Regions from separate parts of the Homo sapiens genome. Here region 2 is linked to region 1. A link is a contact called in ENCODE Hi-C or POLR2A ChIA-PET data. All regions are on one chromosome and are shown on one strand. The core of a region is the stretch at or near the end of the contact, and the rest is flanking DNA. Distances in the headings are between cores, read along the strand shown. Region 1 has its middle 140 kb from the start of HEMK2. Region 2 holds the start of LINC00314 (long intergenic non-protein coding RNA 314).

Evidence for each region. A loop is a pair of places that touch in the nucleus more often than their neighbours do. ChIA-PET counts read pairs that join two places held with the same protein, here RNA polymerase II (POLR2A). Pooled maps may share reads with other maps.
Region 2: a map with no recorded cell type shows a loop between it and region 1 (6-fold over the local background). The contact joins the promoter of LINC00314 here to the enhancer-like site in region 1. A Hi-C loop is called at or near these places in 2 of 37 single-sample maps with no recorded cell type and 5 of 50 pooled maps. POLR2A ChIA-PET finds 5 or more read pairs at or near these places in 1 of 52 experiments (activated CD4-positive, alpha-beta memory T cell).

The regions. Positions count from the first base shown.
Region 1 is chr21:28,742,377-28,748,640 of GRCh38, reverse strand. It overlaps a transcript of HEMK2 not described here and the pseudogene LOC124905067. Among named protein-coding and RNA genes, the nearest start is that of HEMK2, 140 kb to the left of the region's middle. RefSeq lists an enhancer at 2,941-3,030 and a silencer at 5,740-6,034. Within about 2 kb of position 3,425, at least 10 of the 41 ENCODE cell types and tissues checked have a DNase peak (open chromatin) inside an H3K27ac peak, as active enhancers do.
Region 2 is chr21:28,010,647-28,016,910 of GRCh38, reverse strand. It overlaps LINC00314 (long intergenic non-protein coding RNA 314), which reads right to left and starts at 3,548. Exons shown (of 2, transcript NR_027246.1): 1 at 3,479-3,548.

The DNA of each region.
Region 1 (6,264 bases), core at 2,176-4,675:
TGTATGCTTTGTCCCAAATCCTTTTGGTTTCCTGGAATTTTCTTTAGAAAACCCAGATATCACAGCAATAATCCCCAAACCTCACAGACTCCTTCAAAAGTAACTTGAGGGAAAGAATCAAGCCCAAGTGGTTCAATACTTGATGGAAACTTGTGTGAAGAGCAATGTCACTGCCAAATGAAAAAGAACTTACTCCAACCTACCATGTTTATTTAAAAGCAGTATGATACTTTTGTTATCTAGAAGACTTTTTAAACTGAACTCATAATTATTTTTTACCAAGGTATAGTAAAAGGTGAATATCATTATTAATTTATATTCTTATGCTTCTGTTTTAAAAATAATTTCAATGTTTATTTTACATTTTTCAATGTTCATTGTAGATTCAGGTGGTACATGTGCAGGTTTGCTACATGACTGTATTGTGTGATGCTGAGACTTGGGGTTTGAATGATCCTGTCACCCAGGTAGTGAGCATGGTAGCCAATAGGTAGCTTTTCAGCCCTTGCTCCTGTCCCTCTCTCCTCACTCTAGTAGTCCTCAGCATCGTTACCATCTTTATGTTCATGCATACACAATACTGAGCTCCCTCTTAGAAGTGTGAATATGTGGTATTTGCTGTTCTGTTCCTGTGTTAATTCATTTAGGAAATGCCTCCAGCTGCATCCACGTTGAGAAGAGAATGTCAACATTACACAGCCATAGACGCTCCTCTGATGTTCTCATAAGAGATACCCTATCTCTCTCTGGTTATGTTCCTTTTAATTTCTTACAGACTGATCAGTTAAATTGGCCAAGAGCCATTTCCTCTTAGCCTTCAATTGCAGTGCTCATCCTGCTTCTGAAAGCACCTTGTTGCAAAGGATAAGATGTCCTATCCATGTTGGTGCAAAGGATAAGATTTCCTATGCACGTTGGTGCAAAGGATACAATTTTGTTTTCTTTTTATGGCTGCATAGTATTCCATGGTATATGTGTACCACATTTATCTAGAGGAATTTTGACTCCTAACATTTTCAGGATTATGTAACATAAAAGTCCATTTTAAACAGGTAGTGGGGTAGGAGTATTGGAACTCTGAAAGATAACTTCATCTTCACTTCTGGACATTTCCTTTGAGGGTTGAATAGAACTATTTTGTTTTCCTCTGCACAGGATCCCCCAAATTAATTTTCATATGTATTTTCATCATTAGCCATTGGCTTGGAAGGTTTTAAAGTCATTCTGTGTCAACTTCAATTAAATCCCACGAGACTCAGAGAAACTGATCTGGCAGGAACCTGCTCCTGCATTTTTACAGATAAGTACATTAGGGCTCCATGAGGTCCAATAGCTGGACTGCGGTCAAACAGGAAGACAGAATGGGCTCCTCCATCCGGGCCTTGCAGGACAACTCTAGATTTGCTTCTCGCCACCCAGAAACTTTCTCCTCCCAGGTCATAGCAATTCCCATATCTAAGTATGACTTTCAGTTCATCTTTTCCCTTCTGTTCCACATTGAAAACATCAGGTACACCTGTAGACTCCATGGCCACAACAAACCTGGATCTTCTAGATCTGTCCATTTCCATTGCTAGTCAAAGGTGGTGTCTCTTGAGCCTCTATATTGCACGTGATTTCTCACTAGGTATCTTGCTTCTACGTTCTCTGCACCATAAATTCCTGTCTCCATGGAGCAGCCGGAGTGATCTTTTTGATAGTCTCAGAGCCTTTTAAGAACTTCTCTTCCCACCTGGTAAAAAACCTCATTGCACAGCCCTGGCTTATCAAGCCCTCCATGCTGTGGCTGTGTTTGGCTCTCAGCCCTCCCTCTTCCACCCTCTCCCTTCCCTTCTCACCCCTGCCAATGGCCTTATTTGTGTTCTTCAAGTATGTTGAAATGCTTCCCTTCTCAAAGTTTTTGCACTAGCTCTTCATATCTTTCTGGAATGTTCTCCATAGATCATCATATAGTTTTTTTTTTTTTTTAGATTGGCCCTACTTTAATAGCAACTCTTCTTGGACCACTCAATGTATGATAGCCTCTCAGTCACTTTCTATCACGTCACCCTATTTTGATTTCCAGTATAGTTATACATTTTATAAGCTACATTTATCACTCATATATTCCCTTAAAAATATTTATTTTCCGTTGCTCATCTCCCTACCTGCACACATGGTCGTGAGCAAAGAACTTGCTTGTCCTACTGATCTCTGCATTCTCAGTGCTCGGTGATATTTGTTGAATGAATGCAGGGCAATGCTATGTCTATGCTTTATGTCATTATCTTCTGACTCACTGCAAAGACAGGAGTCCCCCACGGGCAAGGAACATACTAAGAGTAGTATGTACCTCATGTTGTTATTGAGACATTTCAAAACATGTAAACATATTTACAGTGATGAAGTATACAGAATACTGCCTGCCACAGAAAAAGCTCCAAATAAATATCAGCTGTTGTTACTGTAGGATGTATACATATTTTTATTTATATTCATATAGTTTTGTTATACATATAAAACAAAACGTTTTATCAGTTTTTATTACTTACACATGTCTACATTATATATGGTGTTAGCTATTGTTATTCTGTTATTTGATAGAGTATCCAATAAAATATGTTACAAGATTTTGCTAAATACCATAAACTAAATGCCGACCACTTTTTTCTCACCTGGCTCTATTTCAGGATTCAGCCAGGTTTCTCTGTCTGGGAGTGTTAATGTTTCTTAGCTAAGCAGCTGCAGTATCTGCGGTTACTGAAATCGTCCTGAAGGTGGCAGCGGAGAGCTAAGGTTTGGAAAGTGCTCACATGTTCTTGTATACATGCTGGGATAGGATTTGAAGGGGGTGAGAAAAGTTATTCCATGGGGCTGTTTTTGCATCTTCAAAATTCCTTTCATCATTATTATTGTTGGGAAGGGGTGTGTTATATGTCGGGAAGCTGCTCAAATGCAAATGATATCTGGGAAGTGGCAGCCAGCTATTATTCATGAAACCTCAGGCAACGTGAGAGCATTAGAGCATTCATCCAGATGCAGGAAAGTGGAACTGCTGGTGAGGTGAGATAGAGGGCAGGTAAAGGGAAGAAAAGGGCTTGGTTTTGGATGGGCGTTTTCTTGGTTCCGAGGACTTCTTGATCTGTGGAGAGGGGTACAGGCAGGAGAGGTCAAAGCTGAGCCCTCTAACTGACGGGGCCAGGGCAGGGCCCCTCTCGTCCGGGTCTAAGGCAGTAAACTCCTGGAACAATCTCATACAACATCCATCTGCTTGTTTAAATAACAAGCCGATTCTATCATGTCTATGTGTACAAATCAGACTCTCTGGGGAGTAAGTATGTGAAAGGAGACTGGAAATATCGTTAACGATTTTCAGACATTTTCTCCAACTAAATCTGAAATACTGCATACTGACCACGAGATGACAGTATTGCACCACTAAATGCTTACACCACAAGCTTCCATCTTGTAAGCTCTTAGAGATCTAACACAAAATCACTGTGCTTCCCACTCGCAGCAGTCATTGGAATTATGCTTATAAACAGCAATTTTTCTTTATTTGCACTTTTTCCATAAATGAGGAATACATTTTTTGCCAATAGTGGCTACTGTATGTATACTTCGGTTATTGTCTTGGGAAAATGGGTGTTGAAAAAATTGAATTGTCTGTGACTCTACACATTTTATAATTCAAAATTTGTGAATAAAATTAATCAGCATGTGAGTTAAAGTGCAGTATTCCTTCAGCTAGAACTGCAAGACCAAAAAAACCCCATAAAAGTGTTTGGTTTATAATTTACTGTTTTTAATTTATGGTCTATAGTAAGATTTTCTAAAAGCATGAAACAGAATGGTTCTAACATATGGTTTTATATAGTTTACATATTTATAACCATGTTTATCTAAAATAGCTCTCTGTAATGCATTTATGTGGTTGAAGAGTTTGAAAAGGTGATTATCAAATGAAATAATGTATGTAAAATACCCAGCTCAAGCCTCACACATGGCAGGAATCATAATAAATAGAGGCTCTTGTTTCCTTTATTAAGAAGAAATCATAAATTAGTGGATAAGTGCAAAAATCCTTTGCTACTATGAAACAGGAGAGGCCAAACAGTGAGATATCATAGAGTGAGTTGCCTCTTATGCCTTTCTAGTTGAGTAGTCAGAGAATGAAAAACTACTTAAGGTTCTACCCTTCCACAGACACTGCAGATGAAAGTGTTCGGCAATTAACCATGAATGACTTTCAGGAACAGCAAATCCATGCTTTTCTATTTTACTCAACTTGGATTACATCTGTAGTGCAAATTTAAAAGAACACTTCTGGGGACAGTTTTTCCCAGGATCTATTTATTGTCTCATTTTTTTCTTTTTTTAATTGTTAATTTATTTTATTTTTGTAAAATATTTTAATGTTTATTTTAGGTTCAGGAGTACATGTGCAGGTTTGTTATATAGGTAAACTCATGACTCAGGGGTTTGGTGTACAGAGTATTTAATTACCCAGGTACTAAGCATAGTATCAGATAGTTTTTTCTCTTCTGAACCTCTCCCTCTTCCCAGCCCCCACCCTCAAGTAGGCCTCAGTATCTGCTATTTCCCTCTTTCTGTCCATGAATTCTCATTATTTAGCTCCCACTTATTAGTGAGAACATGTGGCATTTGGTTTTCTGTGTTAGTTTGCTGAGGATAACAGCCTCCAGTTCCATCCACGTTTCTGTAAAGGATGCAATCTTGTTCTTTTTCATGGCTGTATAGTATTCTGTGGTCTATATGTCCCATGGCTATTTTCTTTGATAGTCTCAGAACAATAAAACATTCAGTACCCACAGCAACCCTTGTAGCTACCAGACACATTTGCATGATCCAAGCATAACAGTTAAAGATGAATGGCCTTAATGCCTGGGGTCATCCAACTTTCACCATCTTCTATTTTAGACTTTTTCCTCCTCCTAATAGGCAGAGATGGGATGAATTCCTTAATTAAACAAGATCTCTTGTTTGAACCAGTTTAGACTGCAATCATTCATCAAACTTTTCTTTCCTCCCTCCCTTCCTCTCTTCCATTCTCCCTTCACCTTCTCTCCTTCCTTCACTCTCTTTTTTCTTTTCTGCATCCCAATGACTTGTTACTTACTGTGTTCTGTTAAGTTTAGGTACAAACAATAGAAGCAAGTGCTTTATTTAACTCCTTATTTCCTGTTATGGGCTGAATTCAACCCAGTCAACACCTTAATCTTGGACGTCTAGCCTCCAGAACTGTGAGAAATAAATTTCTGTTGTTGAAGTGACCCTGCCTCTGGTACTTTGTTATAGTAGCTCTAGCAAATGTACACATCCCCTTAGATTCTGTCTCTCTCTTTTTTTTAAAACACGGAACACTTTTAGGAATGTGCATGTCATCCTGGCGCAGAGGCCATGCTAATCTACTCTAAATTGCTGCTGAAGCAAGCACTCCTGTTAGATTTTTCAACCTCCACATTTTCCAAGACTTCTTAAAATACTGGCTTTTCAGACCTTTGGGTCTCATCCCTCCTGTTGCTACACTCCACCACTGCAGCGCATTTGACAATAGTGACTGTGTTTGTGTGAACGTGAGCAGATACTAAATCCCAACATTTTTGAACAGTTTCATTGCACTCCTACCAGGTACAGCGCATTCATTAATTTTAATATTTACTATCACAATGGGAACTAAGAAGTTGTCAGGAAACGGAATAAACTTAAAAATGGTTCATAGGAGAAGAAGACAGAAGACCGTGACCACAGAGAAAATTTTAGCCTAAAGCCTTCTTATACTGTTGTGCTAGAAAAACGTTTCTCCCTCAATAAATAGATATGTGTCTATAGGGCTTCTTCAAATTCTGGTGTTTGGGTGAAAATATTGAAATACTGTAGATGGCACCATGACATTGCACATGACTGTTTTAGAACAAAACCACTGTGTCGTTATCTCCCTCCCCCATTTTTTTTCCTTTTTTTTTTCTTAGTGGGCAAGTTATTGGAATCTTTAAAAAAATGATCATTTATGATTAAAACTTGGAAAAGGAATTATGCCCATTTTTTTCATGTTTACTCTCATGGCCTGTACTACAAAGCACTAGTCAGTAACCTCCCCTTGAAAAGTCTTTGGATAAGTGCATCATTATTCTAGCTACCAGCACTTGGTGAATCCCCATGTTAAACTCAACGTGTTTTGAAATTAAACCTCAGAGATGTTCCCAACCTTCTTTTATGTCCCTAGAGATAAGTTTACCAAATGTTAACAAAGAAATAATTGTT
Region 2 (6,264 bases), core at 2,299-4,798, 730 kb after region 1:
TTTTATGTGTGCATTTGGCTAGGCATCAGTACCCAGATATTTGGTCAAACATGATTCTGCATGTATTATGAAGGTATTTTTTAGATAAGATTAACATTTAAAACAGCTGAGTTTGAGCAATTACATTCCATTACATTCCAAAGCAGATTACATTCCATTTTGTTGGTAGGCCTCATCCAATTAGTTGAAGGCCTTAACAGAAAACTGCCTTCAAACTCAAACTGCAGCATCAACTCTTACCTGGGTCTTCAGCGTGCTAGCCTATCCTTCAGATTTTGGAATTGCTAGCTCTCACAATTTTGTAATCTAATTCCTTAAAATCTCTCTCTCTCTTTCTCTCTCCAGAATTATCAATAGGCTATATGTGCCTATATATATACATATACATACACACATGTATATATGTATATATACAGCTGTGTATATATAAACATGTGTATGTAATATACATACACATCTGTATATATATGTGTGTGTGTATATGTGTTTCTGTTTCTCTGGATGATATTAATACACCAGTCAAAATGTTAGCTGCATTATAAATATAAATGGTTCTAAATGCCTCTTCTAGGCAAAATTATTATCACTCAATGATTGTACTTTCCTCAATTTTTTATAAGCACACTGAATTCTTATATATTTTGGGAGAATGATGCTATATTTTCTTTATATTCATTAGCAGGTTAGTGTGAATTAACTTGTCCTATCACTTTGATTCAAGTGTTGGCCAGGAGAATTGGTTAAATTACTACTAAGTGGTTAGAAAAAGCTGGATATACAAAATGATTCCTTAGGAGAAAGAGGATCTCATATGAATGTTTTTCTCAGGTAATGGATTAGGATCAGGTTAGGATTAGGGATGGGAAGAAAACAAGACAGACTCTCTGTGTGCTCAAGTAAGCCACAGTGGAGAATTAAACCAACAAGCAAATAAAACCTTGACCAAAACTTTAGGAGAAAGGGGGAGTGTTAGATAGGCTTGATGTAGTAACCCACAATCTAGAATAATATCTCCTGAGAAAGTGATACACATAATTAAACAAAAAAGTATTTCCATGGAAGGCAATTGTGGTATGGTAAAAGGTAGTATTGACCCCAAACTCCAGATGTGAGTTATAATTCAATAAACTTAGGCAAGTTTTATTATTTACTCCAAGTCATAGTTTACTCATGTTTCATGCTAATATTAAGGCCCCAAGATTTTAAGAAAATGTGTCATGTAAAATATTCATTAGTTCTAAAATCTTGCTGTGAAACAGGCTTAAAAAAAGTATGTAGAGTTCTTTAAAAGTGTAGTCTACTGGACTCTACCTCAGAAATACTGGTTTAGAATCTCTGAGAACTGGTACCTCTAAACTATCTCTGGAAAACTGTCTTCAGCTAATACTGATCCAGTTGTTGAATGTATATGCCTTTGAAATGTATTGAGCTCTGAAATGTTTTGTTCACTAAATGGCCTAGAGATAATTCTCCATGAAAAGATGATCCTGAATGGGCGGTATGAATGAATGGGTCTTCATGCCTTCCTGTTTCTCTTGCCATCAAATGGCAAATTTCCACTATGTGAAGGATTCTGTGTGACACTATGTGAGATACAAGCCCAATATATAACAAGAGACAGCTTTCAAGAAGGTACTATTTTTCAGTAAGGCAATATAAATTCACAAATACCTATAAAACACAATGAAATACAGAAAATTGCATAATAGACACACATGGCTGATTTCTAAGTATGGTATCTAAGGGGATAGATACCAAGGAATGAAAAAGAAATGTCAATTTCCATGAATTTTTAAAATATGTGCAGCATGTTTATTGAGAGGATTCTGTCAATTGAAGAATGATGAGGTTCATAAATTTGGAAAGGAGAGACTTATTTCTTATAAAGGGTTGCAGCCTGCCTGGTGGCTATTCTTTTTCTTTTTTCCTTTTGACACAGGGTCTCACTTTATTGTGCAGGCTGGAGTGCAGTTGTACCATGATGGCCCACTGCAGCCTCAATCTCCCAGGCCCAGGAAATTCTCCCACTTCAGCCTCCTGAGTAGCTGGGACAGCAGGAATGCACCACCATGCCTGGTTAAATTTTTAAATTTGTGTAGAGATGGAGTCTCACTATGTTGCCCAGGCTGGTCTTGAACTCCTGGGCTCAAGCGATCCTCCTTTATCAGCCTCTCAAAAGGCTGGGCTGGAATTACAAGAAGATACATTCCTTCTTGTATTAGTAAGGAAAGAGTATTAAGAGCAAAATTTCCAGAGAATAATTTCATTTTAGGTAATAGGAAAAAAATAATGATGAATGTAGAGATATTTTTATTTGTAGGTAAGATCTTGAAGAGCTGAGAGAGTTTTTTATAGAGAAGCTGTAGTATATAGACTGTGAAGTAGAAGAAATTTTACATAGGGCAATATCACAAAGTTGATTATTTTTTCATAATTTAGTTTTGTTTTCTTAAATAGATTACAATATGGGTATATCTCATACTTTAACAGTCTTTCCTGTATACAAAGTATAAGATTTGTAGTTTTCTTGGTAAATATATAAGTGATTGAATAAAGTGATTGTATGGACTATTAAGAGAGGATTCATTCCTACCTTAGTAATAATTTCTACATAAGATACAGAAGTAAACACTTTTTATTTATTTTATTGATTCATATTCTGAGAAAGTTTCCTGTAGAAAGAGTTAAAGTGAATCTACTATATCAACCTTCAAATTTATAAGATATTTTGCATTTTCTAAATTCCTTGTAGATACTTAAAAAGATAACTTTTTCAAAATCAACCTATTTGTTTATAAATTGATAAAAACCTAGTCTTATGTGGTTGGTTTTTGCCAGGATATTCATAGGCCAAATAATATTTTAGTGAAAAAAATTCAAATTTATTAATGCTGAATTCAATCAAGATAAAAATTAGATGTAAACATCCTAAGTGTTATGGATTATGAAAATTTGCTGTAATAAATGTTCAGTGAATGAACATCTAGTATCTTTTACCCAAGTATGATTATATTTTGGCCTCAGAATAAATAATACAGTCTTTTCCAGCCTCTCAACAGTTGCCAAAGTATAGGAAAGGATAAGATTATGGCATGAAATAATTTACATGAAGCAGTTCATTAGGAAATACATACTGAGCTTCTATAATATATGTACTTCCAATAATTGAGAACAATACTTACAGCACGATAGCATTGTGTGGGCTTTTAGCCTTCATTTAACTTTTCTACTTCATTTAACTGGTATTGCTAGAAAATACTTTTACAATCTTTGGCTAATTAATAGTCTCAAAAATATAATGATGGATTCCACTGATGGATTCCACTGGGTATTCTAAATAATTTTCTGCTTGTTCTCTGCCTATATCAAGTCTACAGCAACGAAAACAGCCATGCAACTCCCCCTGCATATTAAATTAACATTAATTTTAGGAATTGAATAGATCTAGTAAATGATTAATATGTGCTAACCAACTTACCATTTTAGGGCAATATTTGCACATGGCTAAACAAATAGATCTTTGCAGAAGATAATGAGATACATGTCTGTTCTTTGCTTTCTTCATTGATTTGGATCACTGTACAATCATTAAGCTGAAGTCTATCTTAAAGAGGAGAGAGGGCTGCTGGCAGGAAGCCACTTTGGCAGGCTCTTCTATGTTGTGGTCTGTTTGGTTCATCCACAGAGACATGGATTAAGATAGAATTGTAGGAAATCCTATTGAGTAAAGGCCTACTGGATGAGAAAAGGGAAAATTAATTTAAGCCTCTCTACTCCTTCAACATAACCTTTTAAAATACTAGGTTACAGCATATTCATTTCACTTGTGATTCTGATGTAAGATACTAATGGAAATGACATTTGAAAAGGGACTGATGTGTGTATAAACTGTCACTGGCAGGTCCTAAAAGTACCTTTTCATGTGGGCATTCAGTATGATGACATTTTCCAGGTTATGAGCATAGATTAGAAGTTATGAAATTCAGAGCCTATAAAGGCATGTTCAATCTGTATCTCTTAGAGGGTAAAGAGTTCTGAAAACTTGATTTATGGAATAAAATATTAACCCAGGACATTGTTAAGGATATCATAATTTTTTGTTTATTGTTTTGATCTGAGGATGGAGGCTTAAAAACGTTTTTGTTTTTTCTTGGCCTGTATGAAATCCACTGCGATGCAACCCTGGGATAGTGAATTGGATTCCTTTAGCTCGTGTACCCAGCATCTTGGTCAGTCATAGATGAGGGTCCATCTGACCTAATAGTAATACTAATACAATGCATATGTGAGAGTGCAGAATGTTCAAAGCTCTTCCATCTATATCAACTATTTTCTCCTCTCACACAATTCTATAACTGGTCTCATTTTGTAGTTAAATCAACAGGGGATGAGAGATTTAAGTGACTTCTACAACATTATAGAGTCAGAAATGGAGCTAGGAGATGCATTAAGGCCTTTGAAATCTGCTCTTACACATATGTTTCCTAGTAGTGTCAGCTGTTGACCATCAAATGTATGTGTAGCTTATATTGTTCTCAGAAATTTAAAAAAAAGAAAAGGAAAAGAGAAAAGAAAAAGGAGGAAAAAAAGAGAAGAATAGAAAAGAAAGAAACAACTTTTGGAGTTTTGGCAGAAATATTTCTAGTGCCCTAAAATGAAGACAAGGCCTCAGATTCCAAGGGCACAGATGTGTGGCATGCAGTGAAGTGGCCACTAGCCAGACAGCCAAATCCCCATCCAGGGAATCCTCGGTGCTGGTGCCAGGGGAATAGAGTGGGGGAGGGGCAATAAATGACCAGTGTGCCCAATAAAATGAAAAGGCCAAAATGTTGCTTGCTCAGCTTAGCTTACTATTTTAACCAAAAGTTTGGAAGCCATAGCTAATGAAGGTATCCAAAAAACGTTTGAATAGTTGCTGTATGCAATAGCCTGGAAAATGAGAATGCAAAGACAAACAGAAGGAATGATACTGTGGGTCTATGTGTCCTTCGTGCTGCAATGAGAATAACTCAGCTCACTGGAAACTTCCAGGGAAGATGGCAACTTTCCAGGAGCAATTGTTTTGGGATTCTTTTCCCAAGTGTTTTTATATTTTAACAGGTCTAACAATTTTAGTCATGAATGAGAAATCAAGCAACAGAAATCTAGTGTAGAAAAATCACAATTAATATTTTTAAAGACTTAATATGTCCTCTATTGGCTTAGTAGTAGCTTGTGTTTAATTAACTCAAAATGACTTTAGACTTGGCCATGAAAAAAACTTGTATCTTTTCCACTTACTGCTCACTGCTAATTCATTTCTCTTTCTCTTTTCTTTATTGATGTATACGGTTGGGGAGGTTAAGGGTAGGAGAGGAATAAAAGGGCCTGCAATGTAAACGTTTTAGCCTGTAACATGAAAGGTACATTTTATGTGCTTTATTCATGATAAAAAGAACAAACAAAAAGAACAAGTTTTCATTTGTCATGAATAAAGCACATAAATTTATCATGAATAAAGCACATTTCATTTATCATGAATAAAACACATAAAATGTAAAAAATCCATTTTTTGTAATGAAGCATTGTTAAATGCCATGAATAGTTGAGAATGTTCAAGTCATTAATGACAATACATATCTTTAGTTGGTGTATTAGGCTGTTCTTGCATTGCTATAAATACATGACTGAGACTAAGTAATTTATAAAGAAAAGAGGTTGAATTGGCTCATGGTTCTGCAGGCTGTATAGGAAGCACAGTGACTTCTGTTTCTGGGGAAGCCTCAGGAAGCTTCCAATCACAATGGAAGGCAAATAGGGAGCAAGCATATTACATGGAGAGAACAGGGGCAAGAGAGAAAGAGAGTGGGGGTGGGGGTGGGGGAGAGGTGCCACGTACTTCTAAACAACCAGATCTCACAAGAACTCACTCACTATCACAAGGACACCACGAAGGGGATGGTGATAAAACATTTATGAGAATCCATCCCCATGATCCAAACACCTCCAACCAGGCTCCACCTCCAACAATGGGGACTAAAATTAGACATGAGATTTGGACAGATCCAAGTCATATCAGTTGGCAACAGTGTTTGGAATATATCTGTGCATAGGTACCTATAATCTATATATCTACATATCTATGTATCTATCTATTTATATGTGTAGATTGCTATATCTACCTATTTTTCTGTCTAATGGGTGGTTACAATGGATATTATCCATTATTTTCACTCTCAGGCAAAAACTAGATTTTATGCATATATTTTATACAGAAGTACTAGA